Regions from separate parts of the Homo sapiens genome. Here regions 1, 3, 4 and 5 are each linked to region 2. The links are chromatin contacts, found by Hi-C or POLR2A ChIA-PET in ENCODE. All regions are on one chromosome and are shown on one strand. Each heading gives the region's core, a stretch centred on a gene start or an enhancer-like site at or near the end of the contact. The rest is flanking DNA. Distances are from core to core; before and after follow the strand shown. Region 1 overlaps LINC01554 (long intergenic non-protein coding RNA 1554). Region 2 holds the start of LNPEP (leucyl and cystinyl aminopeptidase). Region 3 holds the start of RHOBTB3 (Rho related BTB domain containing 3). Region 4 overlaps ELL2 (elongation factor for RNA polymerase II 2). Region 5 has its middle 21 kb from the start of RHOBTB3.

The links. A loop is a pair of places that touch in the nucleus more often than their neighbours do. ChIA-PET counts read pairs that join two places held with the same protein, here RNA polymerase II (POLR2A). Pooled maps may share reads with other maps.
Region 1: a pooled map shows a loop between it and region 2 (4-fold over the local background). The contact joins the enhancer-like site here to the promoter of LNPEP in region 2. A Hi-C loop is called at or near these places in 7 of 50 pooled maps. POLR2A ChIA-PET finds 5 or more read pairs at or near these places in 2 of 52 experiments (HepG2 and activated T-cell).
Region 3: a map of B cell shows a loop between it and region 2 (9-fold over the local background). The contact joins the promoter of RHOBTB3 here to the promoter of LNPEP in region 2. A Hi-C loop is called at or near these places in 2 of 168 maps with a recorded cell type or tissue (B cell and CD4-positive, alpha-beta memory T cell) and 6 of 50 pooled maps. POLR2A ChIA-PET finds 5 or more read pairs at or near these places in 1 of 52 experiments (Caco-2).
Region 4: a pooled map shows a loop between it and region 2 (5-fold over the local background). The contact joins the enhancer-like site here to the promoter of LNPEP in region 2. A Hi-C loop is called at or near these places in 11 of 37 single-sample maps with no recorded cell type and 4 of 50 pooled maps. POLR2A ChIA-PET finds 5 or more read pairs at or near these places in 1 of 52 experiments (A549).
Region 5: a loop to region 2 is called in a map of K562, with 4 times the contacts of the local background. The contact joins the enhancer-like site here to the promoter of LNPEP in region 2. A Hi-C loop is called at or near these places in 2 of 168 maps with a recorded cell type or tissue (CD4-positive, alpha-beta memory T cell and K562) and 4 of 50 pooled maps.

The regions. Positions count from the first base shown.
Region 1 is chr5:95,857,575-95,860,274 of GRCh38, reverse strand. LINC01554 (long intergenic non-protein coding RNA 1554) reads right to left here. Exons shown (of 3, transcript NR_026936.1): 3 at 142-1,471. Among named protein-coding and RNA genes, the nearest start is that of LINC01554, 6.7 kb to the right of the region's middle. Within about 2 kb of position 1,299, at least 30 of the 41 ENCODE cell types and tissues checked have a DNase peak (open chromatin) inside an H3K27ac peak, as active enhancers do.
Region 2 is chr5:96,934,686-96,937,385 of GRCh38, reverse strand. It overlaps LNPEP (leucyl and cystinyl aminopeptidase), which reads right to left and starts at 1,306. Exons shown (of 18, transcript NM_005575.3): 1 at 1,212-1,306. The coding sequence starts at 1,230. LOC124901030 reads left to right here and starts at 1,311. Exons shown (of 1, transcript XM_047417984.1): 1 at 1,311-2,700. The coding sequence starts at 1,311. The coding sequence ends at 2,015. It also overlaps a transcript of ERAP1 not described here. RefSeq lists silencers at 773-852, 983-1,052, 1,993-2,062, 2,503-2,622 and enhancers at 1,643-1,952, 2,253-2,392.
Region 3 is chr5:95,730,086-95,732,785 of GRCh38, reverse strand. It overlaps RHOBTB3 (Rho related BTB domain containing 3), which reads right to left and starts at 1,450. Exons shown (of 12, transcript NM_014899.4): 1 at 1,102-1,450; 2 at 702-927. The coding sequence starts at 1,103. It also overlaps a transcript of SPATA9 not described here. RefSeq lists silencers at 1,088-1,467, 1,528-1,657 and an enhancer at 1,818-2,027.
Region 4 is chr5:95,923,513-95,926,212 of GRCh38, reverse strand. All of the region lies in intron 2 of ELL2 (elongation factor for RNA polymerase II 2), which reads left to right. Among named protein-coding and RNA genes, the nearest start is that of ELL2, 37 kb to the left of the region's middle. RefSeq lists enhancers at 1,194-1,488, 1,970-2,109. Within about 2 kb of position 1,317, at least 6 of the 41 ENCODE cell types and tissues checked have a DNase peak (open chromatin) inside an H3K27ac peak, as active enhancers do.
Region 5 is chr5:95,709,281-95,711,980 of GRCh38, reverse strand. It overlaps a transcript of SPATA9 not described here. Among named protein-coding and RNA genes, the nearest start is that of RHOBTB3, 21 kb to the left of the region's middle. Within about 2 kb of position 1,445, at least 10 of the 41 ENCODE cell types and tissues checked have a DNase peak (open chromatin) inside an H3K27ac peak, as active enhancers do.

The DNA.
Region 1 (2,700 bases), core at 50-2,549, 1.1 Mb after region 2:
GCCAGGAAAGAAAACAGAGCTCAAGAGGGTCCACATGAAGGTTTCCTTCCTTATCTAGTCCCCAGAGGCTTTTTTTTCTAAGTAAAACTCCCAAAGAACTAAAAACAAAGGAAACACAAAAAATTCAACGTGGTATAGAAATTTCGGTAGAAGAACTTTTATTGAACAGTAAGATTCAAGATTTCACCAGGTGAGAGGGGGAATTGAAAATTAGTAGAAAAATTCCAAGGGGACCAGTTAGCCACAACAAAGAATGGGGTTCAGGGAACTTCTTAGGGATGTATCTTCCCCTCAATACAGGTAGAGGAGCAGCATCAGAAGCAGGGCGTTGGAGAGAGGCATAGAAGAGAATCACCTTCTCCTGGCCCACGCAAGCTACCTGGTGTACCTTCAAGTTCAGGCCAGCTGCTGTTCCTGCCCGCTCTTGGAGATGAAAAGGTTTCCCATGCCCCCACCTCCTCCCGAGTTAATTCTCTCCAGGTGCTTCTCTTGATGTAAACCCAGGGTGCTATTAGCAGGCTCCTTGTTCTCTTGCTCAAATCCTTTCCAACCTTTCCAACCTGTGGAGCTCTGCTGTTTCTAATTTCTAACCCCCATCTTGTTTCTTTCCCCCAATATTGAATTCTGCCATAATCTTCAGATCAACTCTAGTTGTCTCCATTTTTTTTCTGAATGCTAAAACCTTCCAGCCGTCTTCTCTTCCACTCCCTGACCACTCACGAGTCACCTGCATTTCTTACCCCAGTCGTCATCCTTGTTTCCATGAACGATCCTCTCCAGGGCTTCCTGCCAGAAAAGTATTTTGCAAGTTTCATTTGAATTTCTACACAGTATAATTCTGAACATGTAAATAATATATAAAGTCAACCTATGTTTGGAGCTAAGAGTGACAACAATCTCTCACACTACAGATCCGTCCCAAATTGGTAATGCCCTAAAAATGCTAATAAAAATAAGGTGCTTGTGAAATACTCAAATCCCTTCAGTTAGTACAAAAACAACTGGTGACCTAAAAATTCAAGGAATGGCCCAGAGTAAAGGGAAATGTAATGTTGACTCTGGTTTACAGAAAGTGAATCTGAGTCATGGCAGATCCTGAAATTTCACATGAACTCATTCTGCCTGTAAATGCCCCAGCATCAATAGTGAGCAAACGTGCATTCTGGCCAGCCAGGCAGAAGCACTTTGTTTTCCATTGTGCGGTGACGCCAGATCCCCATTGCTTCTGACAAAGGCCCTCGTCAAGCCTGTGTGTCATCGTTTGCGTTTGCCACAGCTGCAGCGGGGTGCGCGCAGACCCACTTCCCGACTGCTCATCAACCGACCTCCCTGGGGCCGAGAGGCAAGCCGGGTCCGCGCGGGGTGCAGCGCCACCTGCTGGAATTCATGCGATGGAGCAGCAGCCTGAAGTGGCTGCGGAGTCCAGAAGTCCTGTCCTTGAGGTTTGCTTTCAGACAACGGCCAGTCCTGACTGCAAGAACAAAAACACTAGCAGAAATATGCACCCGTTACGCAAACCAGCCCTTAAGGCTGCACATGATCCTTTCCCCACTACAGAATGTGGTGTGGCGTGTATATGTGCACCAGTGAGTATGTGGGGGGAGAGGGGGTACACCCATTTGTGGTGGGGGGGGTATAATGTGGTGTGTTCATGTGCGGTGTCTGTGCATGACCTCTCAAAGGTAGGAAAAGTGGCATCGTCGTCATACTCCTTGTTGGATTGGTAAGGAATTGTTCAGTTGACAGAGATTTTGATATAACTTGTTCCATTTATTTCCTCGCTACGCCGTTCAAGTAGATAAAACGTTCTCGACCAAATGAATTGCCAGTGCTCTGGCTCTCTAGAAGAATTACTCATGACCTAACCACGCTGGAGGCTGACAGCTAACTAATGATCTTTCCCTCTTTTCAAAAGACTTTGCCCATATGGGAACAAAGACTGTCATGATCCCCCAGCCAGGCAGGGCTGGCCCTGGGCTTGGAGGAGGCGATGAAGTAAGACACAGGCAGCTATGGGAAGAAGTCAACCACTTCCACGAGGCCAATTGTGGGTGTCTCAGGAAACAGACAAGTTGCGAGTCTATGTTTTTGCCAGATCCTCTGCCCCTTTAGAGACGTGCTCGCATGTCACATGCGTGAGGCAACTTTCCGTGCCTAGGAGGTTACTGACTTAAACCCAGGGACACTTGTTGAAGTGGGAGGCCTGACAGACAAAGGCAAAGGTGTTTGATGAATGGCTCTGCTGGCTGGTGATGTGGAAGTGTTTGCTGACAGTTCGAGAAACACCAGGGAGCCAACAGATTAAGTGTTCTGTATTTTCCTGGCTACTAAATAATAACTACAGTTTCCTGAGGGTTTACTCATGCCAGGCAGAAGGCTAAGTGCTTTACCTTTGTTTTTTTGTTCATGAAATCCTCAAAACTGCTCTATAAGCCATGCACTATGATCAGCCCTGCTTTCCCGATGAGGAAACTGAGGCCCAGAGGGGTAAGTTCCCTGCCTAAGGTTACACAGCTCAGGAGTAAGGGGAGGACTCAGGTCTCTGCGGGCCAAAGGCCAGGCTCCTGATGCTGACCCTCCTGCTTCCCTGCCATTAGTGCCCTGCGAGGCCCGGACCTGCCCTCTATTTTCCCGCTCATTTTAGGGCCACAGTGACTCACCAGCCATGTGCCCATACCACTCATTTTCACAGAGCCCTGG
Region 2 (2,700 bases), core at 57-2,556:
AATTAAACAGTGCAGACAGAAAGATGGCAGTAGAATAAAGCATTCTACATTAGGAATAGGGAGAATATAATCAGTAGTTCACAGCCCCATGAATGAAGCACAGCATACAACAAAGTCTGGCTGGGATTTGGGATAAAGTGGACAATATCTGTCTGCTCTTGAGTGGTAACTAACAAACTAAACAGGGATATAGACTGTGGCCCCTATTAATGTGATACTGTACCTGAAGTAACCAACCACACTCAGCAAAACATGTCAACCAGAGACTGAATCCTCTTTTAGTGAGTCGTCTCCCTTACTGGCAGTTTTCCTACTTTCTATCTTAAAAGGGAATCCACACACTCAACACCGCAAAACGGTAAGACATCTCACCCCTATATTGTGGCTCTGGCACTTCTGGTCCGCACAAAAGCCATGGTTCTAACTAGGGTGGGATTTATGCTCCCCGTTCAGTGAAGGGCTGTGGCTGTTTGCAGGGTGCAGGCTCCCTGCGTTGACTCTCGCTTCCTGTCACACAGTGGTATCACCACCGTGACGGACCCTTGACATTAACAAGTCTTTGACTGAAAAACTGATGTGATCTGCAGCCAGTGAGGGGATGCGTGGTGGCCCTGCCGAGTACCTCGGCAGGGTCAGGAGGGTGGCACTGTGGCCAGGCACCTCCGCGGCACCGAGCGAGGTGAGCAAGCCTTTCCTGAAGTTTCCCTTCCTTCCACAACATTAACCTGCCAAGCCTCCCACCCCCACCCCGCCCTATTAGGAAAAGTCACGCCGGCAGCTCACTGAAGGGCAGGGGGACAGCTCCTGGCGCCCCACAAAAGTTGGGCTCGGCAGCTGCCACAACTTAACGCTCCTACAGGAGAGTCGGGCCGACACCGCCTCCTCCGGGGGCAAACCTGAGCTGCCAACTTTCCCACTGCCCACTCCTCTGCGCACAGCAGCCCAAACTTTGCTGTTTGCCCACCGGCCGCACCCCGGGCGAGCGGCGGCGGCGCTGACCTTCAAGCCAGCCCCGGGTCCCGCACTGGCCGCCGCCCGCCCCCCGAACCTCCCTGCCTCCCCCAGATCCCCTCTCCCTGCCTCCCTCAGCCCTCGTGGGAAGCCCGCGGTGTTGGGGGAGACGGCTGCAGCCCGACCCCGCGTGTCACGACTGCCCACGACCCTCAGGGCTCCGGAGAGCCCGGGTCCCGGCGCCTCGGCAGCCCACTCACCATTGGTGAAGGGCTCCATTTTCCCCCCGCCGCGGCTCCTTACAGCCGGAGCGCCCGAGCTTCCTACTCCGAGAGCTGAGGCGGCCCAGCTGACTGAGCATGCCCAGCGCGGCCTCCAAGGGCTGCCAGGGAGGTGCCGCGAGGGGCGGCGCCGCTCCGCCGTTCCGGGTTTTCGTGGCAGCTGCAGAAAGAGCGAGGGAAGCAAGAGGGAAAAGCACAGTCAAACCCCCTGCTGCTCCGTGGACAGGCGAGGTGGGAGCGGGTTCGCGCTGGGGGCGGGGCCTAGGCGGGGCCGGGAAAGCCCAGCCCCTACCTGAAGTGGACCCGGCTGCGGCGCTCTCCCCGGCCGGGAACGGTGTTCAGTCACTCAACAAATGTGGAGCCCTACTGCGACCCGCCCGATCCCGGACGCCGAGACACCCGCACTGCGCCAGAAAATCATGGTCCCAGTCCCAGGAGCGGACATTCCAGAAACAGACCATAAATAAACACAGAAGACACACGAGTGTAAAGTCAGTGCCCCGCTGCGAATTAAATCGGGGTGATGTGATGGCGAGTGAGTGGGTAGTTAATTCGGATGGCTTGGTTAGACGAGGCCTCGCTGAGCAGGTGCCACTGAAGCCGAAGTCTGAAGGCAGAGCAGGAACCTGCGGGCGAAGGTCGCTATCTGAACCGCGAATCGCTGGTTTCCCTGGGGAGGTTGGCCGCGGAGGGATCACTGCTCGAAGGACCGAGGGAGCGGGCGCTGTAGGTGTTTTCGGCAGAGATGCCCGCCCGCATCAGAGTGCCTCAGGAGGGCGGTGAGGAGGAGACGGAAGAGAGGGCGGGGACCTCGCAGGGCCGAGGGCGCCCTGGGGTCCAGTCCCGGGGCTGGCGGCTGCCTTGCGGCCTCTAGGTGCGGGCGGATAACAAAACCCGGCGCCGGATCGCCCGGCCCGGGTCGCGGGCGCCGCAGGATGTGGGCAGAAGGCCCGCCTGTTCCGAGCCTTAAATCAACACCTGCGGTTCCCGGGGGTGCTACCACTGGGGCCCGCAGCAAGGCTCCGCGGCGCTAGGCCCGAGAAACCGAAACTCCCCTAGTCGCCCCTGCCCCCCAGCACTCGCGCCATTGCCTCCAGCCCCGAGCCACCATTGTTTCCAGTGCCAAATCGGGCAGCCCCGCTAGCCTCCGAGGCCGAACCGCCAGGGGCCCCATAAGCCCCGAGGAGGCTCGTCGGGAACCGCTTCCTTATCCTCTCGGTATGCGCATCGCCACCACCCTCGCTGCAGAGGCCGCCGCCCTCCCAGCGCGCCATCACCGCCTCCTCTGCCTCTTCCCCTCCCTCAGCCCCGGCCCCTGCATTGACTTGGCTCGGGCTGCGCCTCACTGCGCCTGCCAACTGTCACACGCTCTGAGGCTTTCAACAGCGGGGCGCCAGGGACAAACAAGCCGCGGCAAGCGCAAACAGCCTGCTCAAACAGGGACGGCCAGGGTGTTGTTTGACCAGCA
Region 3 (2,700 bases), core at 201-2,700, 1.2 Mb after region 2:
AGAATCGGACTATAATTTATCCACTTCACTACTATTTTGTTCAATTATTACAAATTTTAATTTTTTAAAAGTTTTCCAAACAACATTAGTAATGTTATTTCTGATTTATGAGTCACTAAGACAAATGGCTAACACATAAAGAGTATTTGCATTATTAAAATTAAGTTTTCAGAGATCAATTAATAGTGCTATAAATGAGTCATTTAAAATTAACTCCCAGTCCCTGTCTTTTCCTCCGCTTTCCAGAGGAACTATTTCTGAACTGTCCCAGTGAAAAGTATTTTTGCCTGTGTTGAGCTTTGAGAGGGATGTATTTTTAGAACACCAATATTACACTATCACCCATAGGGTAGACATAAAAAAACACTGCTTTTTGCTGATGAAACTTAGTGACCCCGTCCCTTGGAGTTGGCACATTCAACTGTCTGCTGCCTACCAAGGGTCAACCCACAGTCGTGAAGTGTACCAGTAAGTGCTCCACATTCCCACTGGGGCCTTCTATCTTCCTAAGAGTGTTCTCTGACAGGGCTGTTCCCTGCCCAGTGAAACAAAGGACCAAAGATTTTCTCAAAAATGTTTAAAAATTTGACCCATGTAACGCGGACACTCCACACTCACGGAAGTGGGCAGAAGGGGGAGGGGGAAAAAAAAGGAAAGAAAAGCTTCTTCAGCCTCAGCGCGGAGCAGCTGCTCTTCCTTACCCAGACGGGACAGTCGTGGACCACCAGCTTGACATTCCCAAACGCACTGGCCTGATACTCGGTGAACACCGGACGCGCGACCGTGCTGGCCGCGTTCAGCAACAAGCTGCTCTCGTCCCCGGAGACCAGAGGGCTTCTCCCCAGGTAAGTGCGGATAAGCCCCGACGGCCGGTTGTCCTGGTGGAATGTGTCCCCCTCGTTCCCCAGCGCCACGATGTGGATGGACCTGCACGGACAGAGGGGGCGAGGGGAGAAGGGAAGCACGGTCAGCGCGCGGGTCTCTCCTCGGAACAGGAAGTGCGGGGGACAGCGCGCGGCGAGGATGGGCACCAGCCCCTGTCCCTGGGGCGCACGGCACGCGCTGGAGAGAGACAATGGCAGGACGGCGGCGCGTACGTACATGATCTCAAATCCAAGGGCAGGGCGGCGACTCGGAGAAAAGCAGCGGCTCACGGCTTCGCGGGGCCCCCGGGCGGCGAGTTCACCCGCAATCCGCTCATCCCCGGCCGCGTCCCCCTCGCGCGCCTCCACCGCGGCGGGGCCGACGCAGAGCGGGGCCGGGGCCGCGCCAGCCAGCGAGCGAGCCGGGGACCAGGGCGGGCTAGCGGGCGGGGGATAAGCTGCCGCTACTCAGGGAGTGCCCGGGAACATCGCCGGGCGCGGGACCGCCGCACAGCCCCAAGTGGACGCAGCTGACCGCAGTCCCCTCTCCGCCGCGCCTCCTCGGCTGGCAGCTGTCGCCTCCTGCTGCCGCTGCCGCTGCTCCTCCTCCTCTAAGCAGAGAAGGGGGGTCGGGGAGATCGGGGCCTCCGCCCCCTCAGCGGACCGGGCGCAGCACGTGCCAGCCCCGGGGGTCGGGCGGATGCGGGGGACGCGCTCCCCGCGGAGGCCCCGGGAGCTCCGGTGGCGGCGGCTGGACACAAAGGAGCCGCCCGCGCGGGGCGCCGCGGAATATAAATTAATAAATACAACGCCCCAGCCCGAGAGCTCCCAGCCGCCAATCCGCCTGCAGCAAGTTTGTTCAACTCGCAAGGCCGTAACCAGAGCCAGGAAAGGGGGGTGGGGCGATGGGGCCCCCGCTCACTCCGGACTGGAAAAAGGAGGTTAGGGAAGCTAGGGATTCCAGCCCGAGTGCCGCCCCAGCAACCCGATTTCCCCCCCTCTTGGCCTTGACCGAAAGTGCTTTACCACGTCTGCCGCTTTCTCATTTGTCAACATGCGCTACAGCTGTTTTCTAAAATCATACTTGTGAGAAAAAATAAAGGCAACATTCATGCTGCTGCAGAAAGAGTTCTTTGTTCACACACCAATTAATTTGCTAATGTCGCCTTGGGGGGATTATTTACTATTTCAAGCTATATTTAGCGTATTTTACCGAAAACTTCAGGATTTTAAATGCTGGGATTTTTAGTGTGATCGTTTTTAAAGGAAGTTATGTATGGGGGTTTAACGTGTTGGTAAGTTAAATGCCAGTTTACTTGGAGATTTTTCTGTACACGTTATGGCCACATATTTAATAATAGCTCCGCAGACCAACTGAAAACATAATCACGTAAATGCAAAGATACTTTAGATTCTTTCATAATAATGCACTGAAGTAAAGGCTATGAATATCCCTAACGTGCTTCAAACTACCTCGATACAAACGAACACTGGGATCCACTTACTAACACCAAAATGGGCCAGGGATTACTCTGGGGTTAGACTCCTCCATACAGTATTAAAATTCTAACCAGTACCTTACTCTGTGTTGAAAAGAGTTCTTGCTTATCCTTTTATCTGTTTATTTTTCCCTTCTGTAAAATTGGACTGTTTCTTTTCTCAGCTGAGCTATTTTGAGGGTATGAAAGAGGGGGTATTGAGTAGGGCAGTAAAAAAACTAGGGCAACAGCTTTTTATTATGGGCCCTTATTGCTCGGTTGAAAGTAGTTTAATAGTTTCTCGTGCTCAGAGAGGATATAATGGGAGATATTCTTTATGTGGTCACTGTTTTTTTTTT
Region 4 (2,700 bases), core at 68-2,567, 1.0 Mb after region 2:
CACATCTGGGCTGATGTGAGAGGCTTTTTTTTTTTTCTCCCCTCAACCCATAATGTTTGGGCCTAAAGTCATAACTGCAGGTCTAGTTTAAAAAATAGCACATGTGGCTTTCAGGTTGAGGTTTCTATTTTCTGTTCTGATTCTAGACTATTCTGTCCCTAAACTGTGGAGCCTGAATAGTACATGCAAATATATTTCTCTAGCTTAAAGTATATTTTCTAGATTTTAAGGAAGTCACAGAATCAAGAGTCTAGAAATAATTTGAGAACAACAGAGAATTCTAATGTTTAAATGTTTGCAGTAAGTTTGTATCTAAGCTAATATATAGTCTATATATAGTCAAATAATAGATTTTAGATAAAATTAAGAGATGGACTGGCTTCCTGGGATGCCGGAGGGGAGGTGGGTTCTGAGGCCATACAAATTGGGAAACTATTCAGTATGAAAAGACCCACAGCAAAGAAAGTTATTTTGTTTAACTTGGCATTTCCTAAATTTATTTGAGGAAAGAACCCCTCTTTCACATAAGGAAACTTTTCAGCATGCTTCAGAAATGCTGGTGGAAAGAAAGCAAACACTTCAGTTCTAGGCCTGGCTCAGGCATTAATCCACCTTTTCATTTAACAAATATGCATTGAGTGACTACTTTGTGCCACGCACCACTTGAGGTGCTGACAATATATTCAGGGAACACAACAGACAAAAGCCTCTGTCCTTGCAGAGCTTATATTCTAGTGAAGGGAGAAAGACTATAAACATAATATGTTAGTATTACAAGGTAATGAGTGTTTCAGACAGCCATGGAGCAGGCTCGGATTTGTAGTACAGGGGTTGTCAATCTAAGTATGACTCTAACTTGAACAAATCACTAAGCCTCATTGTCCCTAATCTATAAAAAAGAAATTATAGATGATCTTGGCCCGCTCAGCTATATGAGTCCACTTTAACACCAGGAATTGTCATGTCAAACCATGGTACTGCTGGTTCACTGAGCATTTACAATCACCTTATCAGAAAAGGTGTCTGTCAAACAAGAATTCTGTAAGTTTGAATGATTTGTAATCCCACAGAAGAACAAAACACTTAAATAAATGAAGAAAACCCTTGCTGGTTCTATTTTTAATCTAATGTATACCTCAATCCAATATTGAGTAGAAAGTATTTGACTCAAGGACAGGAAACCTGCAGTAAAGGTACCAACAGCTTTTCAGCAGATGTTAGCATTCACATATGAGAAAGTTGCAGCAGTGTGCACATTGTGCTTCTGCCCTAGATCCTTATGTAAATAGGACGTCCGTGACTTGATGTTGAAATGACCTTTCAGGCAGTATTCTGTTGCCACATGCCTGAGCTTGTATCCCAGAGTAATTAGACGTTTTGACTTACACATCTTGGTATACAGTGTTTATGCTAATTATAAATGTCTGAAAGTTTCCTGAAACTTTTTCTTTGTAGCTTTTTATCAAAGACAGACAGGAGGTTGGGAGGAGGGTTGTGGATTGTGGTCCTAAGCCTTTGATTTTCAGTCTCTCATTTTTGGAATGAAAATTAAAATCTGCTTTTCCAGTTGCCGAGACATGGTGGTATATTTTTATATTCTTCATCTTGAACAAGAAACTGTTTGGAATCACAGCATTTTAATACTTTTTAAATAATATTTTATTCTTAAGGCATTTAGCTAAAAATTCAAGATTGTGAGTCCCTAAATAAAAATTATTCCCAACTGACCTGTAGGAAAAGCTTAAAATACTAAAATTAAAATGGAGAAGTTTCTATCTCACAAAGGAATGGTCTTCCAATATTGTTTCAAAATCAGACCTCAAAACTTATTTCCTGTGGTGGTTACCTCAGTCCTCAAAGCTGACCCTAGGTCTACCAGTAGCAGTCAGTACATTTTCACTTCCTCCTCCTCGTATTTCATGAACCTGAAGGCTAGTTTTTAAGAAAATGCTTTATAACCATTTTGGAAAAAAGAACTGTGTAGATACACAATGGAATAGGCTCCTGCATATCAGAGGGGACTGACGCATATCCACAGGTTCCTCTGAAACTCTGCCTGAATGGCTCTAGATTAGACAAGGTCTCAGACCCACCCTAGCTCTGGCCTTCAACAGTCCCACAGGTTCTGGTCTGCTCTGAAGTTGCCATAGTTTAGTTCTAAAGCTTCCCTCTCACCAACCTGCCCTAATTGTCATATATTACCTGCTCTTTCCAATAAGTCTCCTGCTTTCCTGTCCATTGGCCAAATTGTTACACAGCCTTACCAGCCATAAACATAAGTGCTACCTTATATACCCATTTCATTCTTAAGAGTATACTTGGATATTGATACAATTAACTTTGTGTCTAATTAATACATCTTCAAGAAATTAGATGCACTAAGTCTACAAACCCTTTTGAAATTTTAAGGATGTAAAATTTGCCTGAAAACATCTTGCTCTTGAAAAGCTTCAGATTAGCTCAGACCATACCATCTGCATTGATGCTGCTCTGAAACTACCAAGAAAAGGCAATGTAGAACTCTGATTGGCCTGGGCTTAGCTCAGACCATACCATCTGCATTGATGCTGCTCTGAAACTACCAAGAAAAGGCAATGTAGAACTCTGATTGGCCTGGGCTCCATGTCCCTTTGTTCCCTAACCTCTAAGCTCCACTTCAGCTCCATAGCTGCAAAGAAACTCATGACGTGCATCAAGAGT
Region 5 (2,700 bases), core at 196-2,695, 1.2 Mb after region 2:
CAAGCTCCGGACACTCTGTAAAGTAGAATGGCCCAAGTTTGGAGTTGGGTGGCCCTCTGAAGGGTCATTGAATCCTACAATTGTTCAAGCCGTGTGGCGGGTTGTTACCCAAGCTCCCGGCTATCCTAATCAGGTTCCCTGTAAAAATCAATGGTTAAGTTTGGTCAGGAATCCTCCTCCATGGCTCCGTTCATGCGCCATTCACAATTCCACCTCCAAAGTCCTCCTGAGCCAGGCCGCGTTTTCGCCTCAACCCTCTGCCGGTTCGGCTCCCCCTGTACTGCCTCCCTCTGAAGAAGAGGAGAGTCTCCCTCACCCAGTCCCACCGCCTTACAACCAACTTGCTCCCTTAGGGTCGTCCCATATCTCCTTGACGACGTCCCCTGTGGGCTCGCCACCCATTGCCTCTCGACTGCGGCCGCGGCGGGAGGAAGCAGCCCCTCTACTACCACTGAGAGAGGCACAAGTCCCTCCGGGTGATGAGCGCTCAGCCCCCTTCTTGGTTTATGTCCCTTTTTCTACTTCTGACTTGTATAATTGGAAAACCCAAAATCCTGCCTTCTCTGAAAAGCCCCAGGCTTTGACCTCACTGTTGGAGTCCATACTCCAGACCCATCGGCCCACCTGGGATGACTGCCAACCGCTCCTTTTAACTCTCTTTACCTCTGAGGAGAGGGAGCGTATCTGGAGAGAGGCCAGAAAGCACTTCCTTGCATCAGCCAATAGACCGGAGGAGGAAGCTAGAGACCTCCTTGAGAAGGTCTTTTCCTCTACCCGGCCTAACTGGGACCCAAATTCCTCAAGTGGAACGAGAACTTTGGACGATTTTCACTGGTATCTCCTCACGGGTATTAAGGGAGCCGCTCGGAAACCCATAAACTTGTCTAAGGCGACTGAAGTCATCCAGGGGCCCGATGAGTCACCAGGAGCGTTTTTAGAGCACCTCCGGGAGGCTTATCGGATTTACACCCCTTTTGACCCGGCGGCCCCCGAAAATAGCCGTGCTCTTAATTTGGCATTTGTGGCTCAGGCAGCCCCAGATATTAAAAGAAAACTCCAAAAACTGGAGGGATTTGCTGGAATGAATATCAGTCAGCTTTTAGAAATAGCCCAAAAGGTTTTTGACAACCAAGAGTTTGAAAAACAAAAACAAGCAACACAGGCAGCTGAAAAGGCTGCTGATAAAGCATTCAAAGGACAAACAAAAATCTTAGTGGCGGCTATCCAAGAGGTACAGAATGAAATGGCCCGTTAATTTGGACAGACACAGAAGAACAGGCTTTTCGAAACCTGAAAAAGGCATTAACTGAAGCCTCTGCTTTAGCCCTCCCTAATATCTCAAAGCCGTTTCACCTGTTTGTCCATGAAAGCCAGGGAGTTGCTAAAGGGGTGCTTACTCAGACTTTAGGACCCTGGAGACGCCCAGTGGCCTATTTATCTAAGAGACTGGATCCCGTGGCCTCTGGATGGCCAAGTTGCCTGCGAGCAGTAGCAGCTACAGCAAGCCTAGTCCAAGAGGCTGATAAGTTAACTCTGGGCCAAAATTTAACCCTTACAACTCCTCATGCCATAGAGACTTTACTTCAAAGTGCTTCTGGCAAATGGATGTCAAATGCTCGCATCCTGCAGTATCAGTTTACTGTTAGATCAGCCTCGTTTGACTTTCTCTCCCACATGGTGTTTGAATCCAGCTACTATCCATGACTGTCAGGAACTGTTAGAAACTACCGAAACTGGCCCACCCAATCTTCAAGATATGCCCCTAGAGAAGGTGGACGCCACTGTGTTCACAGACAGTAGCAGCTTTCTCGAGCAGGGAGTATGAAAGGCCGGTGCAGCTGTTACCATGGAGACAGATGTGCCGTGGGCTCAGGCTTTACAAGCAAACACCTCAGCGCAAAAAGCTGAATTGATGGCCCTCACTCAGGCTCTCCGATGGGGTAAGGATAAACGTATTAACGTTTACACTGACAGCAGGTACACCTTTGCTACTGTGCATGTACATGGAGCCATCTACCAGGAGCGCAGGCTACTCACCTCAGCAGGAAAGGCTATCAAAAACAAAGAAGAATCCCCCATCTTCAAAGCCTAACAGATCAAGCAGCTCTCCAGTGCACAACCTGCGCCCAGGTAAATGCCAAGCAAGGTCCTAAACCCAGCCCAGGCCACTGTCTCCGAAAAAACTTGCCAGAAGAAAAGTGTGAAATTGACTTTACAGAAGTAAAACCACACCGGGCTGGGTACAAATACCTTCTAGTACTAGTAGACACCTTCTCTGGATGGACTGAAGCATTTGCTACCAAAAACGAAACTGCCAATACGGTAGTTAAGTTCTTATTTAATGAAATCATCCCTTGATACGGGCTGCCTGCTGCCATAGGGTCTGATAATGGACCTGCCTTCACCTCGTCCATAGCTCGGTGGGTCAGTAAGACGTTAAACATTCAGTGGAAGTTCCATTGTGCCTATTGACCCCAGAGCTCTGGGCAGGTAGAATGCATGAACTGCACCCTAAAAAACACTTTTACAAAATTAATTTTAAAAACCGGTGAAAATTGGGTGAGTCTCCTTCCTTTAGCCCTACTTAAGAGTAAGGTGCACCCCTTATCAGGCTGGGTCATCGCCTTTTGAAATTATGTATGGGCAGGCGCCACCTATCTTGCCTAAGCTAAGAGATGCCCATTTGGCAGAAATATCACA